2 separate regions of the Homo sapiens genome follow, and region 1 is linked to region 2. Evidence: chromatin loops called from intact Hi-C (ENCODE). Cell type or tissue: IMR-90. All regions are shown on one strand. Each heading gives the region's core, and the rest is flanking DNA. Links, peaks and the distances in the headings are about the cores only.

What was found. A loop is a pair of places that touch in the nucleus more often than their neighbours do. Peaks named below come from ENCODE experiments on the same cell type or tissue, not always from the same donor. Only the 100,000 strongest peaks of a DNase experiment are listed, where the experiment ranks them.
Region 1: a loop joins it to region 2, with 4 times the contacts of the local background. A loop is called at or near these places in 9 of 110 quality-filtered maps.

What each region holds. Positions count from the first base shown.
Region 1 is chr10:116,783,142-116,793,513 of GRCh38, forward strand. It overlaps a transcript of HSPA12A not described here. Among named protein-coding and RNA genes, the nearest start is that of MIR9851, 39 kb to the right of the region's middle. RefSeq lists a silencer at 1,657-1,823. In IMR-90, for the core only: a CTCF peak has its summit at 5,112 (motif pointing left); a DNase peak (open chromatin) is centred at 5,110; H3K4me3 peaks cover 252 bases; H3K27me3 peaks cover 287 bases.
Region 2 is chr10:116,703,436-116,713,807 of GRCh38, forward strand. HSPA12A (heat shock protein family A (Hsp70) member 12A) reads right to left here. Exons shown (of 12, transcript NM_025015.3): 2 at 3,765-3,850; 3 at 1,716-1,843. Among named protein-coding and RNA genes, the nearest start is that of HSPA12A, 34 kb to the right of the region's middle. In IMR-90, for the core only: no CTCF peak of the experiment used is centred there; a DNase peak (open chromatin) is centred at 5,116.

The sequences.
Region 1 (10,372 bases), core at 883-8,882, 80 kb after region 2:
AGCTGTTTCTCCAGGAAGTGCCAATGGGAAGGGCTGGGGCTGAGACACCTCCAGTCCAGGTCCCTCTTTCCACACCATCGACGTGGTGCTGTGGGGATCAGGAGAGGCTTTGATGAGGAGGTGACGTTGGAGACATGTCTGGAAGAATTTGGAGGAGTCAGTGGCAGAGGAGCCTGGATGGCAGAAGGTGGCCTGTGCCCTGGCAAAGTGTGCAGCAGTATGGCTCGGGGCACAGTGAGTGGGAAGAGGGACAGAGCCTGACTCATGTGGCCCAGGGTCTGCCCACGATTATTGACTGTCAAGCACTGAATGAATGAGCGTGTGGGTGGACTTGGCTGGAGCACAGGCTGCACACGGACAAAGAGCTACAGCCGTCAACTGCAGCAGCTGCAACAGTCCTGACCCACCGTCCCCACCCCAGTCCACTCTCTCCCGCTAGCCAGGGTGAGTTTTGTAACACATAAACTGGGGCACATTCTTGCCCAGATCCAAATCCTCCAATGTTGTCTGTGATATAGTCTTAAGTGGGGGGAAAAAAGAGCAAGGAACAGAATGGTGTGTTAGTATACCACCATTTATGGGTATTTTTTGAGACAGAGTCTCACTCTCTTGCCCAGGCTGGAGTGCAATGGCTCACTGCAACCTCTGCCTCCCAGGTTCAAGCGATTCTCCTGCCTCAGCTTCCCGAGTAGCTGGGACTACAGGCATGTGCCACCACGCCCAGCTACTTTTTTGTATTTTTAGTAGAGACAGGGTTTCACCATGTTGGCCAGTACGGTCTTGAACTCTTGACCTCCAGTGATCCACCCACCTCAGCTTCCCAAAGTGCTAGGATTACAGGTATGAGCCACCATGCCCAGCCCATTTATGGTTTTTAAAATTACATAATTACATCTATTTTTTTCTTATGTATCCAAAAGATCTCACTGGAAGGACACATCAGGACCTGGTTGCAGTGTTGACCTCTTAGGGAACCAGATGGCTAAGTGGGACAGCCATGACTGGCCATGTGCTTGCCAATCCCATTTCCTCTTCCTGGACACACAAAAGTCACATTTCCCAGCTTCCCTTGTGGCTAGGCTGGGGCCTTGTGACTTGCTCTGGCCAATGGGCAGTGGCTGGGGTGATGCATGTCTCTCCAAGGCAGGCCGCTCCTGACCTAGGTGGCCCCTTGCCCTGCAAGTGGCAGCGCAGGGTCTTTGAGCACTTTCCAAAGTCCATTGCCTGATTTCTCTGTTCTGCAGAGCATTTTTCACATCCTGGTCACTTTCTCGTTTATTGGTTTATCTTCCTATTAGCGTGTAAGCTCCACTAGAGCAAGAAGTTCATCTGTCCTGTTCATTTCAGTAAGCCTAGCACTTAGAGTGGTACCTGGACTCTGTAGGTGCTCAATAAAGGTTTGTTGAGGGAATGAATGAATGAATGAATGGATGAGTGCAGGAATGAGTGAATGCCTTTAAGATTGGCTTATGATTGACATTTATGAAGTTGTCTGCCTAGCGTCCCTTTAGCAAGAGTTGCTCCTTCCCGTTCCCTCCACGTGTTGCCCTTGCAGTTGGGGACTTGTGCTTCCGGCCCCAGCTGACTGGCTGAGGAATGAGTCCCTGGCTGAGCTGGGTCAATGAATCCCTTCCCTGGGATCTTTGGACTAGATGGGATAAATAGAAATCAACATAGACAGAGCCTCTCCGTCTGGGGTTGAGCCTGTAACGCTAACCTCGGAGCTGTCAGTCTGGGCTGGAGATGCTGAGGGCACGTGTCTACAACAGCAGACAGGGAGGCAGCTGCTCCTAGGCAGGAGCCAACAGGAGAAACCAGAGAGGCCCCAGTCCTGCTGGTTCTAGGCCCTGCTGTGTTCCTCTTTTCTTGGCATCATGAAGCACCTCAGGCCCTAATAACAAGTTGAGGACCAACAAGAGGCTCTGGAGCTTGGATTCCAGAGGAGACATTTCCCAGCCTTTGGGAGGGGCGTCCTGGAAACCCTCATTGTGCCCTGCTCTGAGATGGCTTTGGGGCTTGACCCCTGCATGTCCACTCTCAGATTCCTTTCCTCCCCCTCCCACCCACCGCCACCATCATTCAAATGTCCAAAGCCTCAGGTAGTGGGAAGGAGGAGTATGAATTCTGGAACACAGGCAAGGACTGATGTCTTGTTCGGGAACGTTCTGGCCACCACAGCCTAGTGCTGCTGTGGAGGAAGGAGGAACGGCCCCGACCCAGGCCTGCCAGTGGACATGGCAGCCCGGGGACAGAGATCAAGATGTGGGAGCTGAGAGCAGTCCTGGCCACCAGCAGAGCATGGCATCAGGGCATTGTGACAGAAATGTTCTTGCCTGACCCCAGCCCCAGGACGGCTGTCCCCCACCCAGATCCCCGCCTGCCTCCCTGGTTCTCCCTCTAAGCCTCCACCTCAATGCAGGGGTCAGCAGGTGCCCACTCATAAAGCCCAGCTCACTCCCCAGCCTTGGGGGAACGCACACTCGGGCTCTGCTGCCCACCGCATGCTGCTGTTCATGATCCCTCTCTCTTCCTCTCGGACAGACACACACACACTACCCCAAATATCCACCTGCCCTCTGAGCACTGGCATCTGCTGTCACCCCCTCCCTCCCAGGGAATGGTCTCAGCCATCCACCGGTTATCCCAGCCAGAAGCCAGGCACCCACTTGACTCTGCCTTTCCCCGCTGAGCCCTCCTGCCCCACTGCCCTAATACCGCAAGATTCCTCCTATTTCCCCCCCTCCCCTCACCTTAGACTGCAGGCCCACCCCATGGCCTACTCAGACTCTGCCTGAGTGGTCTAGCATCCTCCCCTGCTTACATCTCTTTGTGGCCCTGGGAGACATCCCGACTCCTGCACCCGTCATGAGGCCTTTGCTGATCTAACGCCCACCTGTGCACTGGGAATCTTTGTAGCTTCATGAGGTTCACCTATGAGGTTAGCGCCAGAGAAGCCCCACGTGGAGCCTCTCGGGTAATTACGCAGGAGATGGAGCGGGTTCTGCAGAAGAGACTCTCAGCAAATCTCAGCAGTGGGGTTGCATGGAAGGCAGGGCTCCCAGGGGCTGAGACACAGTGGTAAATACTTCTTAAAATAGACTGTTTATGTTATGGATCAAACTGAATTCCTAAGTTTAACTATATTTTTGGTAATTTGGTGGGGAAACAGGCTGCGCAGAACAACTCCGCCTTGCCCCTAGCCTGGGCTCAGGACTCTAGGGAGGTCTAGGGAGCAGCTCCAGGGCCTATGGCCCCTCAGGTAGAGGCACAGGTGCGTGTGTGCACATTTTCCTGAAAAAAAAAGAAAAAAAAGATCTAGTGCTTTTGTCAGAATCTCAAAGGGATCCATGATCTAAGAAATGTCTAAAGCATTGTTCTCACAGAAAAATGTTCGTTCTCATTTATAATTCAAGAAATGTACATTTAAATGGTATATTTTTCTCATCTGTCTCAGTGGCGTTCATCTGTAGCTGCCTATTAGAATCTCCTGGGGAATTATTTATTTATTTATTTATTGAGACAGAGTCTGGCTCTGTCACCCAGGCTGAAGTGCAGTGGCTCAATCTTGGCTCGCTGCAACCTCTGCCTCCCAGGTTCAAGCAATTCTCATGCCTCAGCCTCCTGAGTAGCTGGGATTACAGGTGCCCACCACCACGTCCAGCTAATTTTTGTATTTTTAGTAGAGACAGAGTTTTGCCATGTTGGCCAGACTGGTCTCGAACTCCTGACCTCAGGTGATCCACCTGCGTCAGCCTCTCATAGTGCTGGGATTACAGGTAGGAGCCACTGCACCCAGCCTCCTGGGGACATGTTTTAAGTGCCAATGCCCAATCACCTCCCGGACACACACACACACACACACACACATACACACACGCACGCACTCACACACACACGGTCAGATTCTGCTTTAATTGGTCTGGGATACTGTCGTGTTGGCATATTTAGAAAGCTCCCCAGGTCATTCTGACTGCAGTCAAGATTGAGAACCAGCAACCTGTCAGATCAACCAAGGGCAAAAACGTCCATGGGATCTCATGCATTCTGGGTGGGAGTGCGGCCTGGTTTAAAAGTCCTTTGCAGAGCAATCTGGAAATACCAAAGCTAGAAGGGCCTCTACCCTCTGACCAGCAATTCCACTCTTAATAATTTAGTCAACAGCAGCTCTTGCATTGGTGCTTAAAGCTGTGTATAGAGGATATTTACTGCCCACTGCTCCTAATAAGCACAAGATTGGAAAGTGCCCAAATGTCAAATCAAGCATGTCACATCCACATACTAGAATACTCTCTAGCCAGCAAAAAAAAAAAAAAAAAAAAAAACCACAGGCGCCTTCTGTGAAGTGATGTGGGAGGCTTTCAGCGTCATTGCTAAATGCAAACGAGAAACTGAGTGGAGGGTGTGGTTTTGAACGTACAGGCGTCTGTATTTTTATATGCATCTAGAATTTCTGGAAGGATATACTTTTCCAAAACCTCTTAACAATTATGGCCTTTGGGGAAGAAGTGGGGCTAGGGTGGGAGGCGGGGAGCTTAGTTTTCACTTGCTTCCCCCTTTTGTGTTGTTTGAATTGTTATTATTAATATGCACTGCTTTTTCCAAAAACTTCAGAAGGTGAAAAGAAGAGGAAAGAAGGGAAGAGAGTGCCTGGCAGCCGCTTGGCACAAGGACTAAGAAGTGGAGTGCCTGGTCATGGAGGGGTGCGAGTGAAGCCTCCAAACTGGCTTCAGCGTGGGGGCACCCTAAATCCCCTGGAATCAGGTCAGACTCTGAAGGTAGGAGTCTGCTTGGTCTATGGTGGAAGTTGGGGACAGTGACTTGGCCTGAGGGTCGGGGATAGGAGGGCTTCCAGGACGGCAGGGCGGGAGCTCTGCAAGCCAATCCCTCCCTCGTGCCACCTCCACGCAACGCCGTTAAATTCAGATGCTACGCTAAAAGCAGAGGAAGGAAAAATATCTGTGTCACAGCACCAACTGGAAACCAACGCGCGTACATCCTGTCTCTACTCTGGCCGAGCCGACCAAAGCACATCCTGCAAAATTCTAGACCCCCGCAAACGGCGGGAGGCGGCCGTGCGCACAACATCCTGCAAACGCCGCCCTCTGGTGGTGGAGCTGGTGAACTGCGCCCAGGTCCATAGGCGGGCCCACGCTTGAGTGTTCCAAACGGGAGAAGAAAAAAGTACCATTTAATACCGAAGCGAAAACAAGTACTCAGTAAGAAAAGCACAGATGCAAACGCAAAATTCATATTTTAAATATAGTTCGCAAACTGGTTCCCAACTAACTCTTCTCCCAAAATACAATAGCTTGTTTCTCCCCTTGCAAAATACATATTCTCATTCTAAAAAAACAATAATGAAAAGCACTAGGAAAAAGAGACACCTACAGTCACCAGGCTGTGATCTGTAGCTCTTGCTAGCATTTTGGTGAGTATCCTTCCAGACTCTATCAACACATACACAGAGATACATGCAAATGGATAGCAATGGGACTGTGCAACACACCCAATTTTGTAGCCTGATTTTTTTCTCTTAATTATATATTGTGGGTATCTGCACAATAATACATGCTACATCATCATTTTTAATATTTTCAATTGAAAAAGTTATACGTGTGAAAATATACCCACAGATAAACTCACATAAATGAGAGAAACTATCTATTAATAGCAAACTTGCTGAGTCAATTATGATATATCCATCTGGTAGAATTCTACGCAGCTATTTTTTTTTTTTTTTTTGAGACAGAGTTTTGCTCTGTCACCCAGGCTGGAGTGCAGTGGCAAGATCTCAGCTCACTGCAACCTCTACCTCCCGGGTTCAAGCAGTTCTCCCTGCCTCGGCCTCCTAGTAGCTGGGTCTATAGGCACCTGCCACAACGCCCAGCTGATTTTTGTATTTTTAGTGGAGACAAGGTTTCACCATGTTGGCCAGGCTGCTCTCGAACTCCTGACTTCAGGTGATCCACCCACCTTGGCCTCACAAAGTGCTGGGATTACAGGTGTGAGCCACCGCACCCAGCCACTATGCAGCTATTAATCTAATGCACTGGTGCTGCAATATGTCAAAGATATATCACATCGCAAAATAAAATTACATTACAAAATAATACGTATAGAAGTATCCTATTTTAGCTTACAAAAATATATTTATATACATATACCATTATATATGTATTGATATATAGACATATATAGATATATATGTATATGCCTGTGTCTGAGAAGAAAATGTTTCTTGAAGGATACTCCAGAAACTCTCTTAGGAAATAAGACTGGGAAATGAAGGATGAGTATAAGTTGTAGCTTTTACTTTCTCTCCCCTTATAAGATTTTTTAAAAATATTATCCTCTCGATGATAGAATTCTGAATCCTGAATGTGCTATGACTTAGCTGAATAATGCCCTGTTGGTGAACACTCAAGCTGCTTATACTTTTTCTGCCAGGAACAAAGCTACAGTGGTACCTTGGATGTAGTCACTGTGCACTTGTCTGATTATTCCTGCTGAGTAAATTCCTAGGCATGGAATTGAGGGTTCGTTTTTAAGGTGCATCATCCAGGATATTGACTATCAACACGTCGTAGAGTGAAGCTGACGTGACTGTTCAGTGCCCGTTTGCATTTCTGAAGGGCCTAATGTCTGCTTCTAGGTGAGGAGGGCATTATCTCTGGCCATGCTTCATATCCCTGGAAGCTCTCTCCAGACTACGGGTCAGGTTCACCGGATGCCCAGACGTCCCTCTTAAGGTCTTGCTTCCATTTATGGCTGCACCTCCACACCCACTGTCATCCTCACCCACCTCTGTCTATTCCCTCCACAGCAGCCAGTGAGAGCCTTCACCAGACCCTGCCCACGCTCCATCAGTAGCTTTGCTGCACACTGGAAATCAATCCAAGGTCCTCCCATGGCCCAGGAATCCCTGCATGGTATGGACCCTGATAATCTTTCTTTTTTTTTTTTTTTTTTTTTTTTTTTGAGACAGAGTCTCGCTCTGTCGCCCAGGCCGGACTGCAGTGGCGGGATCTCGGCTCACTGCAGGCTCCGCGCCCTGGGGGTTCACGCCATTCTCCTGCCTCAGCCTCCCAAGTAACTGGGACTACAGGCGCCCGCCACCTCACCCGGCTAATTTTTTGTATTTTTAGTAAAGACGGGGTTTCACCGTGTTAGCCAGGATGGTCTCTATCTCCTGACCTCGTGATCCGCCTGCCTCAGCCTCCCAAAGTGCTGGGATTACAGGTGTAAGCCACCACGCCCAGCCCCCTGATGACCTTTCTAACCTCACGTCTCCCTCCTCTTCCTGCCCTCAGCCCACTCATGCTGCACACTGGCCACCTTGCTGTTCCTGACGCTCCCCGAACATCCAGCCCCAGGGCCTTTGCACTTGCTGTTCCCTTTGCCTGGAATACTGATCCTCTACTCACAAGCCTCTTTCCCTGGCTTCATTCACAGCCCAGCTCAAATATTTCCTCCTTAGAGAAGCCTTCTGGCCCACCCTGCCTTAAAGGACACTCTCCATTCCCAGACCCCATCTCATTGTCTAGTTATCATTTTTTATTTTTTTATTGAGACAGAGTCTCACTCCGTCGCCCAGGCTGGAGTGCAGTGGCATGATCTTGGCTCACTGCAACCTTTGCCTCCCAGGTTCAAGCGATTCTCCTGTCTCAGCCTCCCAAGTAGCTGGAACTACAGGAGCGCACCACCACACACACCTAATTTTTGTATTTTTAGTAGAGACAGGGTTTCACCATGTTAGCCATGCTGGTCTCGAACTCCTGACCTCAAGTGATCCGCCCGCCTTGGCCTCCCAATGTGCTGGGATTAGAGGCATGAGCCACTGCACCTGGCCCGTCCAGTTATCTTTGTATTCATAGCCCTGGGATTGCATTCTAAATCTACGTGTTTATTTGCCTTTGATATTCTGCTTTCACTGAGTTACAAGCTGCACAGGAGCAGGAGACTGTCTGGCTAGTGCTGTGTCCCCAACACCCAGGACAGGCCTGGAATGTGCAGGCCCTCCCTCCACAAGTGTGTGCTGCTTGGATGAAGGAGAAGCTATTAACACAAGGATGTCTGAAGCTTGAAGAGCCTAGATAGGCCATTTCTCCCAACTGCTCCCAAAGGAGGTCAGATGTGTTTAAAGCATCTTTTCCATAGATGAAGCTTTATCAAGAAAATCTGACAGAACCTTTTCAATGCAACCATTTGGGAGAAAAATTGCAAATAGGTTATTATTCAGGAAAAATACCTTTCCTCCAAACCAGAGCAGCACATCCACCCAACATACTGGCTCCTTTAGAGAAAAGCAGAAAGGTTAATATCGCCCCGTCAGAGTAAAGCAGCCAATTAGTGCAATTGCAATTCAGAAGAAGAATAGAGGTTAATTGCTTGGAGTCCACATGTCTCAAATGCCTAATGCTATATCATTATTTTTTAGCTACATATTATTCATTTCATACACTTAAGAATTCTACCTTATTACTAATTAGTAATTCCTTATCCTTAAATTTTACCCAATTCAAGTTGTCATCATAGGGCCCTCCTCAGCCCCCATTTTCCCTAAGATGCAACTAAATTGTTGAGAAAAGGTTGGCATCTCCTATTCACTACCTCCCACCTCCAGCCCCTGCCAGCACCCCCGAGTTCACCTCTCCTCTTCCACGGGCATGTGGTTTCCCTGCCTGCAGAATCTTCCATCTCGGTAAACAGGCTTCACTCCTGCCTTGGGTGTTCTCAAGCATCTACTATGTCCCAGACAAAGTTCCAAGCTTATCGATTAGCTGGGCAAAAAGATGCCAATTCATCCTGCCCAGGTGTCTCTGTTCTCTTGAAGAGACCCACAGCTTGGCACCTTGGAAATGTTAACCCAACAGATCAGAATTTCCTGGGAATGTAATAATGATATCATTAATAATAATAATATAATAATAATGATGGCCATAAATACTTCTTGAACACTTTCAGGTCTCAGACACCATGCTCATGAACTTTACATGCATGATTTTAATCCATGGGAAGCCACGTACATGCATGTACGTTGATCACGTAAGCATGTGAGTGGGACAACCCCAAACCCAGCCCCAGTTCAGCATGGGCAACAAGAATGAAACTCGGTCTCAAAAAAAAAAAAAAAAAAAAAATTATCCATCAAGGAACAAGAATTGGGAAATGTGAAAGGAGGTTAAGAGACAAAGAGTTCGGAGTGAGAGGTTCTAGAAGGAAATGAAAGTAGATGAAGCAGAGGTAATATAAGAAGATATATGGGGGTGAGAACCTTCCAGAACTAATGATAACTATCAACCCCTGGATTCAAAACAAAATAAATCCAAAGCAAGAAAAAATAAAAATAAATCAGCTGGGCGCAGTAGCACATGCCCGTAATCCCAGCACTTTGGGAGGCCGAGGCAGGCAGACTGCTTGAGCTCAGGAGTTCAAGACCAGCCTGGGCAACTTTGCAAAACCTTGCATCTACAAAAAAAAAAAAAAAAAAAAAAAATTAGCCAGGCATGGTAGTGTGCACCTGTGGTCCCAGCTACTCAGGAGGCTGAGGTGGAAGGATCGCTTGAACCCAGGAAGTCAAAGCTACAGTGAGCCAAGATCGTGCCACTAACTGCACTCCAGCCTGGGTGACAGAGTAAGACCCTGTCTCAAAAAAGAAAAGAAAAGAAAGAAAAAGAAAGAAAGAAAGAAAAAGAAAAGAGAAAAGAAAAGAAAAAGAAAATCTATTCCTGAAACATCATACTGAAACTGATGACTAAAAAGACAAAGGGAAGATTTTAAATGCACTCAGAAAGAAAATATAGATAACCTCCAACAGAGCAACAGTTTGACAGCTGACTTTTTATTGGCAGGAATGGAAGTTAGAAGAATGGATGATTCATTTGATGTGCTGTGAGAAAAAATAACTGTCAACCTAGAATTCTATGCCCAGTGAAAATTCATTTCAAGAACAAGGTGAAATACAGACATTTTCAAAACAACAAAAACTACGAGAATTCTCCACTAGCAAACTACAATAAAGGAAACTCTAAAGGATGGATCCAAGTTTAAAGATCTAAAATGCAAAAGGAATAAAAAACACTAAATAAACATTAACTGCATAAAACAACAATGATAATGCCTTATGGAGTTAAAGAAAAACAAAACAGACTGGGCACAGTGGCTCACGCCTGTAATCCCAACATGTTGGGAGGCTGAGGCAGGTGAATGTCTTGAGCCCAGGAATTTAAGACCAGCCTAGGCAACATGACAAAACCCTGTCTCTACAAAAGATACAAGAATTAGCCAGGTATAGTGGTATGCACCTGTAGTACCAGCTATTCAGGAAGGTGGGGTGGGAGGACTGCTTGAACCTGGGAGCTTGAGGTTGCAG
Region 2 (10,372 bases), core at 705-8,704:
AGGCAGGAGGATCACTTCAGCCCAGGAGTTTGAGGCTGCAGAGAGCCATGATCACACCACTGCATTCCAGCCTGGGCAAAGGAACAAGAGCCTGTCTCTTAAAAAAAAAAAAATAACAACAACAACAAAACTAAAAAATATTAATCTAGGAGCAATACTAAATTCCACAATTACTCAGTTGAAGAAACTGCAAAGCCAATTACAATGTATCTTCAGAGTCATCCCTTGGAATTGAAAATTGGGATGATAAATTCTGGGCTTCCAAAGATTCGAGGAGTCATACCCTGCAAGAAGATCATGGATCAAGACTGGGATCCCATGGATGGGTGGCACCCGGGGCCTGCAGGGTGCTGGGTGTGCGGGGAAGGGAAGGGGGCATCCCAGCACAGAGTGCATCCCAGGAGGCCCAGGGCAACTTTGCCTATGGGGCCACTTGGCTGAGATTCCCCTCATGCTGCCTTCTCTCTGGCAGGTGCTTTTTGCCTCTGGCTACCAACACCCCAGCACTTCTCTTCACTTGAAAGGGCCAGCACCTGGAGAGGATGTGGAGAAATAGGAACACTTTTACACTGTTGGTGGGACTGTAAACTCGTTCAACCATTGTGGAAGTCAGTGTGGCGATTCCTCAGGGATCTAGAACTAGAAATGCCATTTGACCCAGCCATCCCATTACTGGGTATACCCAAAGGATTATAAATCATGCTGCTGTAAAGACACATGCACACGTATGTTTATAGCGGCACTATTCACAATAGCAAAGACTTGGAACCAATGTAAATGTCCAACAACGGTAGACTAGATTAAGAAAATGTGGCACATATACACCATGGAATACTATGCAGCCATAAAAAATGATGAGTTCATGTCCTTTGTAGGGACATGGATGAAACTGGAAACCATCATTCTCAGCAAACTATCGCAAGGACAAAAAACCAAACACCGCATGTTCTCACTCATAGGTGGGAATTGAACAATGAGAACACATGGACACAGGAAGGGGAACATCACACACCAGGGACTGTTGTGGGGTGGGGGGAGTGGGGAGGGATAGCATTAGGAGATATACCTAATGCTAAATGACGAGTTAATGGGTGCAGCACACCAACATGGCACATGTATACATATGTAACAAACCTGCACGTTGTGCACATGTACCCTAAAACTTAAAGTATAATAATAACAAAATTTAAAAAAAATAAAAGAAAGGGCCAGCACCTTCCCTGCTTTCATTTTACTACACAGTAAGCACTTAATGGACAATCTCCTTTCATTTGCACACACACATTGTGAGGGAGGTATTGTCAGGATTCCCATTTCACAGATGAGGAAACTGGGGTTTAGCAGGTTCAGCAATTGCCTAAAGTCACACAGTAAGTGGCCAAGCTGGCACCTGGATCCCTCCATCACAGACACTACAGATCTGCGCCTCTCACCCAGGCCACAAGCTGGATTCACCCGGGCCAGGCTTCAAACATACTGCCCAGGCCCCTCCCCAGACCAACTAAATCAGAATCAAACCAACGTCTTTTCAAACCAGGAGCCTAGAGCCCAGAGATCAGAAATGGCTTGTCCCCAGTGGCATGGTGAGCTTGAGCCAAGCTGGAACAGAATCCAGGGCCGTCTTCGTAAGTGCCAATCACTGGCTCATTGCCCGGAGTCTCCACAGGTGCAGTGGTTGGCACCAGCCACGTGGCCCTCCCACCCACAGCACTCACCTCATCACATGGATGCATTCCGGCTCCTTGGTGAAGCTGTAGGCATAGCCACTGGATGTGGTCCCAAAGTCGACGGCCACCACCACGAGAAATGACTGCTGTTCTGAGACGTTGGAGTCAGTGTCGTTCTGCAGATATACAGTGAGGCATGGGGGGTGTGGAGGGGTGGGCCTGGCTTTCAGGAAGACACCCCTGGGGGGTCTCACCTTGCCTAGCTGTGAACCCCCTGCAGACAGAAAGACATTCTATATTCCAGCTCAAGTCTACCACCTGGGGAGAAGGCAGCCCAGCCTGGGCCCCCGCCTGAATGGCTCAGGGAGAAATGGGGGCATCCCTGAGTGGAGGGCCAGGCTGACTGGACAAAGCCTGCAGCTTGCCCACTCCTCTCTATAGACCGTGCCCGCACACGGCTAGTTACAGAAATTCTATCATCAGGGCTGGTCGCCCAGTAGTTCCTGAGCAGATACAATCTTCTTCCAAGCCCTGCTGCCTTCCGCAAGACCCTGTGCAGACCTCTGGCCACTGCCAGGAGCATTTCGCCAGCTGTGCCCTCTGTACACCCAGGTGACTGCTCCATCTGTGCTGGCATTTCATGCATGTGAGCAGGGCTGGGCATCCCAGGACCGTGTCCAATCCCACCAGGCCAGCCACATGACCCACTGTGACTGTCAGGGCCCAGGGCCTTGCCTCATCTAGATCACTTGGTCAGGCTATTTCAGGTTTCCAAGCCTTTCTCTCTCTCCTTTTTTTTTTTTTTTTTTTTGAGACGGAGTCTCGCTCTGTCGCCCAGGCTGGAGCGCAGTGGCCCAATCTCGGCTCACTGCAAGCTCTGCCTCCCGGGTTCACGCCCTTCTCCGCCTCAGCCTCCCGAGTAGCTGGGACTATAGGCACCCGCCACCACACCCGGCTAATTTCTTGTATTTTTTAGTAGAGACTGGGTTTCACGGTGTTAGCCAGGATGGTCTCGATCTCCTGACCTCGTGATCTGCCCACCTCAGCCTCCCAAAGTGCTGGGATCATAGGCGTGAGCCACCACGCCTGGCCTCTTTTTTTTTTTTTAAGCAGTTTACACTTTTTTTTTAACTCCCACAGAACTCCAAATTATAAAACCAACAAATGTTGGAGGGGAGGGGTGAGAATGCCACCCGCCTGGCCTCTCCTCACACCGCTCCCCTCCCTCACAGCCCTGAAGCTCTTACAGGACAACTTCAGGGTGCAAAGCTTGAAAACCACAGAACCTGGCCCTAGGGAACCAACCCTCCCAGTTTGCCCAGGAATAAAGGAGTCCCCAGGGTGCAGGACTTGCAGTGTAAAGGCCGGACAGTTCCAGGAAACCAGACAGGCTGGCATCCCTGCCTAGCAGTGACTCCGCAGTTCTCCCTGGGTCTTCTTTGTGCGTCTGCACAGCTCATGCAAAGCTGCCCTGTCTTCCGGGCACTCACTCAGGTTGGCTGCCTGTGCATCTACGTGCACACCCCTCTAAACGGCCGCCCCCTAACATCCATCTTTCCTCATACAGGGCAGGGTGGGAGCAACAGCCCCATCTCTAGCCCCACTCAATGCATATGAAGCCCTGCTCAGGGCTTCTCTACCAGGCAAGCTGTTCCAGAAGCGATTATACTGCTAGGGTCTTTTCGATACTGCAGACAACCGCAGTCAACAGAGTCCATGTATTCACCGATTCACTAGCCCAGAGTCAGCGGCTTCCTCTCAAGAGGACACCTCACAGGCTCTGACCCTGAATCTTTAAAGGGCTGCTCCCATCTCACCTTCTTCTGTGACCCACCCAGGCCCCTGCTCCAGAAGCACTAGCCACAGCACAGAAAGCCTTCCCAGGCTCGGAGTGGGGGAAGGGGCTTGGCAGGGCTCCTTTGGCCAGGACCAGGTCAACTTAATCTCCAACCAGTGAATGTGAGGGGCTGTCCAGCAGCCTGAACTGTGAGATCAGACCCAGAATGCAAAGGAAGTCAGTACGCACGTGTGCTCATGCGCACCCATGCGCGCACACACACACACACACACACACACACACACACACACACTTCTTACCACAATATGGGAGGGGGACAGAGGCGTTATTCCTGTGTCCCCAAGACTCCGGGCTGGAGATGAATATGCAGATGTGGGAGCCGTTTCTGAAAGGAAAAACAAAGCCGCCTCCTTAGAAGTGGCATGGACTGACCCAGGGGGAAGAAATGAGGGCTGCATGGCCTTAACTCCTCCAGGAACTGCGGCCTCTGCAAAGCCAGCTCACGAAATGGGCAAGGCCCAGCCCCAGCCAGGAAGGCAGGAACATCCGTTCCAGCACCTCTTTGCATTTGGTATTTAGAATTCGACCAAATGAGATGCTCCTTTCCTCCCAGTCGCCACCAGGCCTCTCACTCTGTGCCACTCAACCCAGCTTAGTTGGAGATGCTGGTCAGTCCCCGAAAGCTCCGCTCCTGGCTGTGTTGTCTGTGGAGCCAGAGGCCAGGCTCCATGATGGACTAGCAGGACCTGTAGCCACCTGAAATTATGTCAAATTTTTGTGTGCATTTTCTTGGAAGAGCATCTACAGCCCTCGGGTTCCCAAAGGGGTGAGGGGTACCTCCCCCAAGGAAGAGCAACCCCTATCCTAGGAATGTAGGATGTGATGAAGCTTCAGAAAGAGCGTCCTTGCCTAGCAGATGCACCAGCTCCTCCCTCCCCCTGCCAGGGCATGTGAATTCATCTCTCTTCAGTGATACTGAAGGTTTGGGACCTTTTTCAATCATAAAAACCACAGCAAAAAGGCAGACAGATCAGCATTTCTAGCCCCTGCAGATGGGACCCAACAGCCACGAGGTCAAACAGGCGAAGGGCCAGCAGCTAAGCAGCAGGAACACCATTTTGTCTGTTCCCCTGCACTCACCATCATTCAGGCCTAGCATTTTTCTGAAGTCTTCCCAGAGCCAGTGGCTCTGCCCCAGGAATGGGCCCCCCGGGAGAAAAAACACTCTCCCTGGCCGGCATTGGAACGCGCTACAGTGCTCTCCCTGCCTGCTGCCTAGGGCTGGCAGGGCACAGAGAAGCTGAGTGAAGACTGCGTGCTCCCACCGCAGAGACGAAGGCCGGGCACTGGGCACGTGCAACGACCCAGCACCACCCTCGGTGCTCTGCACATCCTGCTCCGTTTAGTACATACGTACTGAAACCTGCTAGGAAGAAGTGGGTAATTTTCCAAGGCAATACTTGTGGTCAAGGAAACCAGAAGGTTTGAGGTGTCTGAGAAAAGCCTGTCTGCTTCTAGGGGAGCAGGTGGAATGGTTCCATCTGCCTCTTCTGCTAAATCACTTTGGGTTAATCCCAGGCTCTTGCTGATTACTTTTTCTACTTGATGAGGACTCAGGCAGCATCATTACAGTGGGCACCAAACAGGCTGTAGGAATGAAATGAATCATGCAAGAGGGAATGTGAAGCCTCAAATCTGCACAGCCACCTCCCACTCTCTGCAAGCTCACAGCCTCTCTCCGCCTGATGAGGCTCAGTTCCTATCTTGGGGAGGGAGAGGCACAGTCCAGTAATTACAGAGGCAAAAATCCAACTCGCTGGGTAAAGGACTTGAATAGACATTTCTCCAAAGAAAATACACAAAAGATATATCAACAAGTATATGAAAAGATGTTCAACATCATTAGTCTGTAGAGAAATGCTAATCAAAACCAGTGAGATATGGCTTCACACTGACTAGGATGGCTACAGTTTTTTAAGAAAGGAAAATAACAAGTGTGTCAAGGATGTGAAGAAATTGGAATCCTTGAGCATTGCTAGTGGGAATATAAAACGGGACAACTGCTGTGGAAAAGAGTTTGGCAGTTCCTCAAAAAGTCAAGTACAGAATTACCATATGACCAGCAATTCCACTCCTAGGTATCTACCCAAAAAACTGAAAACAGGGACTCAAGGAGATACTTATATGCAAATGTTCATGCAGCATTATTCACAATAACAGAAAGGTGGAAACACTTCCAGTGTCCAACAACAGATGAAGGGATAGGCTGGGCGCGGTGGCTCACGCCTATAATCCCAGCACTTTGGGAGGCCAAGGTGGGCAGATCACTTGAGGTCAGGAGCTGAAGACCAGCCTTGCCAACATGGTGAAACTCCATCTCTACTTAAAAATACAAAAATTAGCCAGGCGTGGTGGCACATGCCTGTAGTCCCAGCTACTCGGGAGGCTGAGACAGGAGAATCATTTGAACCCAGGAGGCGGAGGGTGCAGTGAGCCGAGATTGTGCCACTGCACTCCAGCCTGGTGACAGAGCAAGACTCCATCTCAAAAAAAAAAAAAAAAAAGATGAAGGGATAAACCAAATGTGGTATATCCATACAACAGAATAGTATTTCATTGTAAAAAGGAAGAACATTCTTATACATGCTATAACATAGGTGAACCTAGAAAATATGCTAAGTAAAATACATGGATGCAAAAGGACAAATATTGTATCATTCCACTTATAGGAAATCTCCAGAATAGGCAAATTCACAGAGACAGAAAGTAGATGAGAGGTGACCAGGGGTAAGAGGAAGGGAGAAATGGAGAGTTCTTGCTTAATGAGTACAGAATTTCTCTTTGGGGTAGTGAAAAATTTTGGAAATAGATAGTGGTGATGGTTGCACAACATTGTGAATATAATTCATGCCACTGAATCATACACTTAAAATGGTTTAAGTGGCAAATTTTATGTTATACATACTTTTTAAAAAAACTTTATTGAAAAGTTTAAATCAACTTGCTCATCTGGGAGGGGAAGCTATTTCTGATTTCTATTAGCACCCACGACTAACAGAATTGCTATTAGCCGTGGGCGCTAATTGCTCTTGAAAAGAGAATGGAGAAGTCAGCTCAGTTCCTAGACCAGCCTGCTGATCTCCACCATCTTTGCTAATCTCCCAGCACAAGGGAACCCCTTCCATGAATGCAGGGGGAACTCTGCCTCCCCACTAGGGGTTCCAGCCAGATGGTCCTTCCACCTGTTGGTGAGAGGTCCTCCCTGCCCACAGCCCTTGGGCAGCCTGCGGAGAAATGCCATCAGCACCAGAAGCCACCCTCTCCACCTGCTACCTGGAAGGCCTGCGCCATGTGTCCACATTTGCACAGACGGTCCTGAAAGAAACCAAATGTCTAATTGCCCAGAAAATCTGGTGTTGGCAATTAGCAAACAAGCTATTATCTGCAGACAAACTATCCACCCCGCTGCTGCTTGGTCCTAATTATCCCATCACTCAGCCCTTCTCAGAGCCCTGGGTCTTCTCACTGATTTGCAAAATAGCCAAGGTTGAGCCACACATGGAACACATGTCTTGGGTCCCCAGGGGACTCTAGGATACTTTGAGGGCAAGAAGCAAGGATTTTTTGGTTCTGCTGTACCTCCCTTCAACCCCACGGCAACTGGGCCAATATTAAACAAATCATTTGACTTGCTGATCACTCAGCCAGGCCTAGAGGCAGCCGAACTTCATGGACTTTTTCCATCAGAAGTTAAAATTCAGCTACACTGTGCAATGATTGAAAACTGATCTGCACAGAAGGTATGGAGGGGTAACATTTTCAGAGATACCTGCACATGGTGCACACCCACATCTATATATCTGTATATTCCAAATCAAAGATAATTCACCAGCGAATGTCCATCAGTACAGCACAGAAATATACACAGCCAGTAGAGACATGCTACTGTTTCTCTACTTCACTACTTAGGATGTCAAAATGATGCTCAAAAATTCTCAGGGGAAAAAAAACGGAAAAGCCTATCTCACCCCCTGAGGAGAATGGGGAGTTTAATTCTGATGTGTCCCAACAAGGCTTGAGATCTTTCATTCAGTAGGTAAATGATCAGAAATAAAATACAGAATATTATCTATTAATCTATGAATATCTGACAGATATAAGCTAATGGACAACAGGAGAGAATTGATGTATGGAATGCCCTATACATACCAAGTGTAGGCTGTGTGTCCTGGCTGTCAATTATACAGAGGCCATTATCTATAGTAAGGAATCCCAAATGCCATTAAGTGTGGCCCTGCCTCCACTGCTTCTATAAAGCTAATACAACAACATCTCCCTCGGGACTACTCTCACCCAGGGGATAGTCCAGTTCAGTCCCCACAGGTTGACTTGGACACACTAGGAACAGAAGAGAAAGGCTAAGTCAACACCTCGACACAAATAGAGTTTCCTATAGTCGAGGCTTGAGAGAAAGAAAGGAAGCTGAAGAAAAGAAAATCCAGACCCTTCTGTGGAGGTAGAGAAGGAAGATTGCTAAAAGACAGGTTAAAGAAAATGCTCTATCAAGAAATGTGATCAAGGACAGAGCTAAAGGAACTAGGAGTTTTAAGAAATACCTACAGCACCGTTCCAAGTAGATTAAATAAAGGCCTACTCAAAGCATCTTCCACTTCAAGCACTAAGTTACCCTGAAATCCCATAATACAGAGAGAGTCAATGTTTTCACATCAAGGAATCAGAGAAACACTGACTCTTTCTTTTTTTTTCTTTTTTTTTTTTTTCGAGACTGAGTCTCGCTCTGTCGCCCAGGCTGAGTGCAGTGGTGCGATCTCGGCTCACTGCAAGCTCCACCTCCCAGGTTCACGACATTCTCCTGCCTCAGCCTCCCGAGTAGCTGGGACTACAGGCGCCTGCCAACGCGCCCAGCTAATGTTTTTTTTTTTTAAATTTTTAAATTTTTTTATTTTTAGTAGAGACAGGATTTCACTGTGTTAGCCAGGATGGTCTCGATCTCCTGACCTTGTGATCCGCTGGCCTCGGCCTCCCAAACTGCTGGGATTACAGGCGTGAGCCACTGTGCCCGGCCAACACTGACCCTTTCAAGAATGCAAACTACTAGCCACAAAACTATGGTTAAGCGGAAGGGGAAGAGACCTTTCTGGGGAACAGACCTTTCTGGGAAACAAACAGAAGAGCTTTCTGGGGAACAAACAAAAATTAATCATCATGTCTCCTTTGCTATTAGCTACGTGTTAGATAATTTAACATCACTTCAGTCTTGCAGAGCTAGTGAGCAGAAAATCTTTTTTAACTTTAGTGAACATAAAAATAAGGTGATGAGGGTGGTTATAGATTAACTCACAATCCTGGAACACCCCACCCCAACACATTAAACAATTTTTGCCAGAAAGAGGGGTATATAAAGAAATGAAAATATTTTTGCAGCAATGTAGAGGACAAATAAATAAAAGTATCAAATCCTGGCCAACAAGTCTCCTGCCCCAGGATTTCTTACAACCCCAAACCAGGCAATTGAGGAGGAACTAGTTTAGTTTGTTAGGTTAATCCTCATCGCTGGTCTTATTGGTTTAAGGATTAAAATGCAGGCTTCATCTGGGTTCCTGCTGTAAAATGCAACACATATAAAATTCAGACACAATTTTATGTGGTCCCAGCTCTAATGGCTTTAATCAAAGCAGATGTTCTTAAAATAAAAAATAGTCTTGATAAGAGAACCTCAAAGAGAGCCATAATTCATGAACTTGCTTGCTGTTCTCCTCTGCCAAAGTCATTAGTCAGCAAATGGCCGTGAGCAGAATCACAGACTCTCTGAGATACATAAAATCAATTCTGCTCCATAAATACATGTTTAAAGATGAAGACAGAACCATAGGGCTGACTTTATTCTACAAGGTTCTAGGCTCCGAGGAAATGTGACAGGTGGTCTCAACAATAGTGACATTCTAGTTTCTCTAAACAGTCCTTCTTGTTAGCTTTCAGATTTACGTATCCATCAAATAAATGCCCAATTTGAAAAGGAGTTTTAAGGTCTGGTACTTATGATTTTAAAAAATGCAATATATATATATATATATATATATATATATATATTTGCATTTCTTTTTCCCTGCTGGCTGTCAGATGTCAGGCCTTTGCTAACGATTGCCTAAAATCAGGCTATTTAAAAAAAAAAAACCTCTCTCTCTTTCTCTCCTTATATGCCTGCCTGCAGTGTCATCTTTGAAAACTGATCAGCTCAAGGTCATATGTAGGTTACTGGCAAACATCTTTTCAGAAGGAAAATAAAAAATCTTTTATTACCCTATAACAGGCTTCATGGCTAGCTGAACTAATGCATTATTACTGTAAGCTGAACTTCCATTTCAGTAAATAATTTATGGGCTGTTTTTAATCACTATGGTGGATGTCCAGAGTAAATGGAAATTTTATTGGCATGAACCAGGAGACCCTCTCACTACAAAGAACACTGAGTGTAAAATAACCACTCTGCAAATGCTAAATAATAATTATGGAAATGAGCATTTACCATGGCAGAGACAGTAGCATCAAGCCCAGGCCAAGTTGGGGGCAGCATCAGGCCCATCCTGACACGGGGTAGCAACTTCTTGTTACCCCTCCTACCTCCCTGAATAGTCCAAGAGATGAAATGTCGCAGGGAGAGCGAACTGGGGCAGCTGAGTTTCCCAAGACAGGAAAAGCCCCGAGTCCCTGCAATCCCAAACTGTCAACAGGGGTGGTTCACAGTCTCTCTCCTAACTGCAGGTTCATGCATTGGTCCGTGGGCCTCCAATTGTGTCTATACATGTCCAGGCAACTGCTGGGAGAGGTGAAGACACACTTGCTTGACCAACAGTTTTACTACTAATTTTCATGAATTACACTCCTC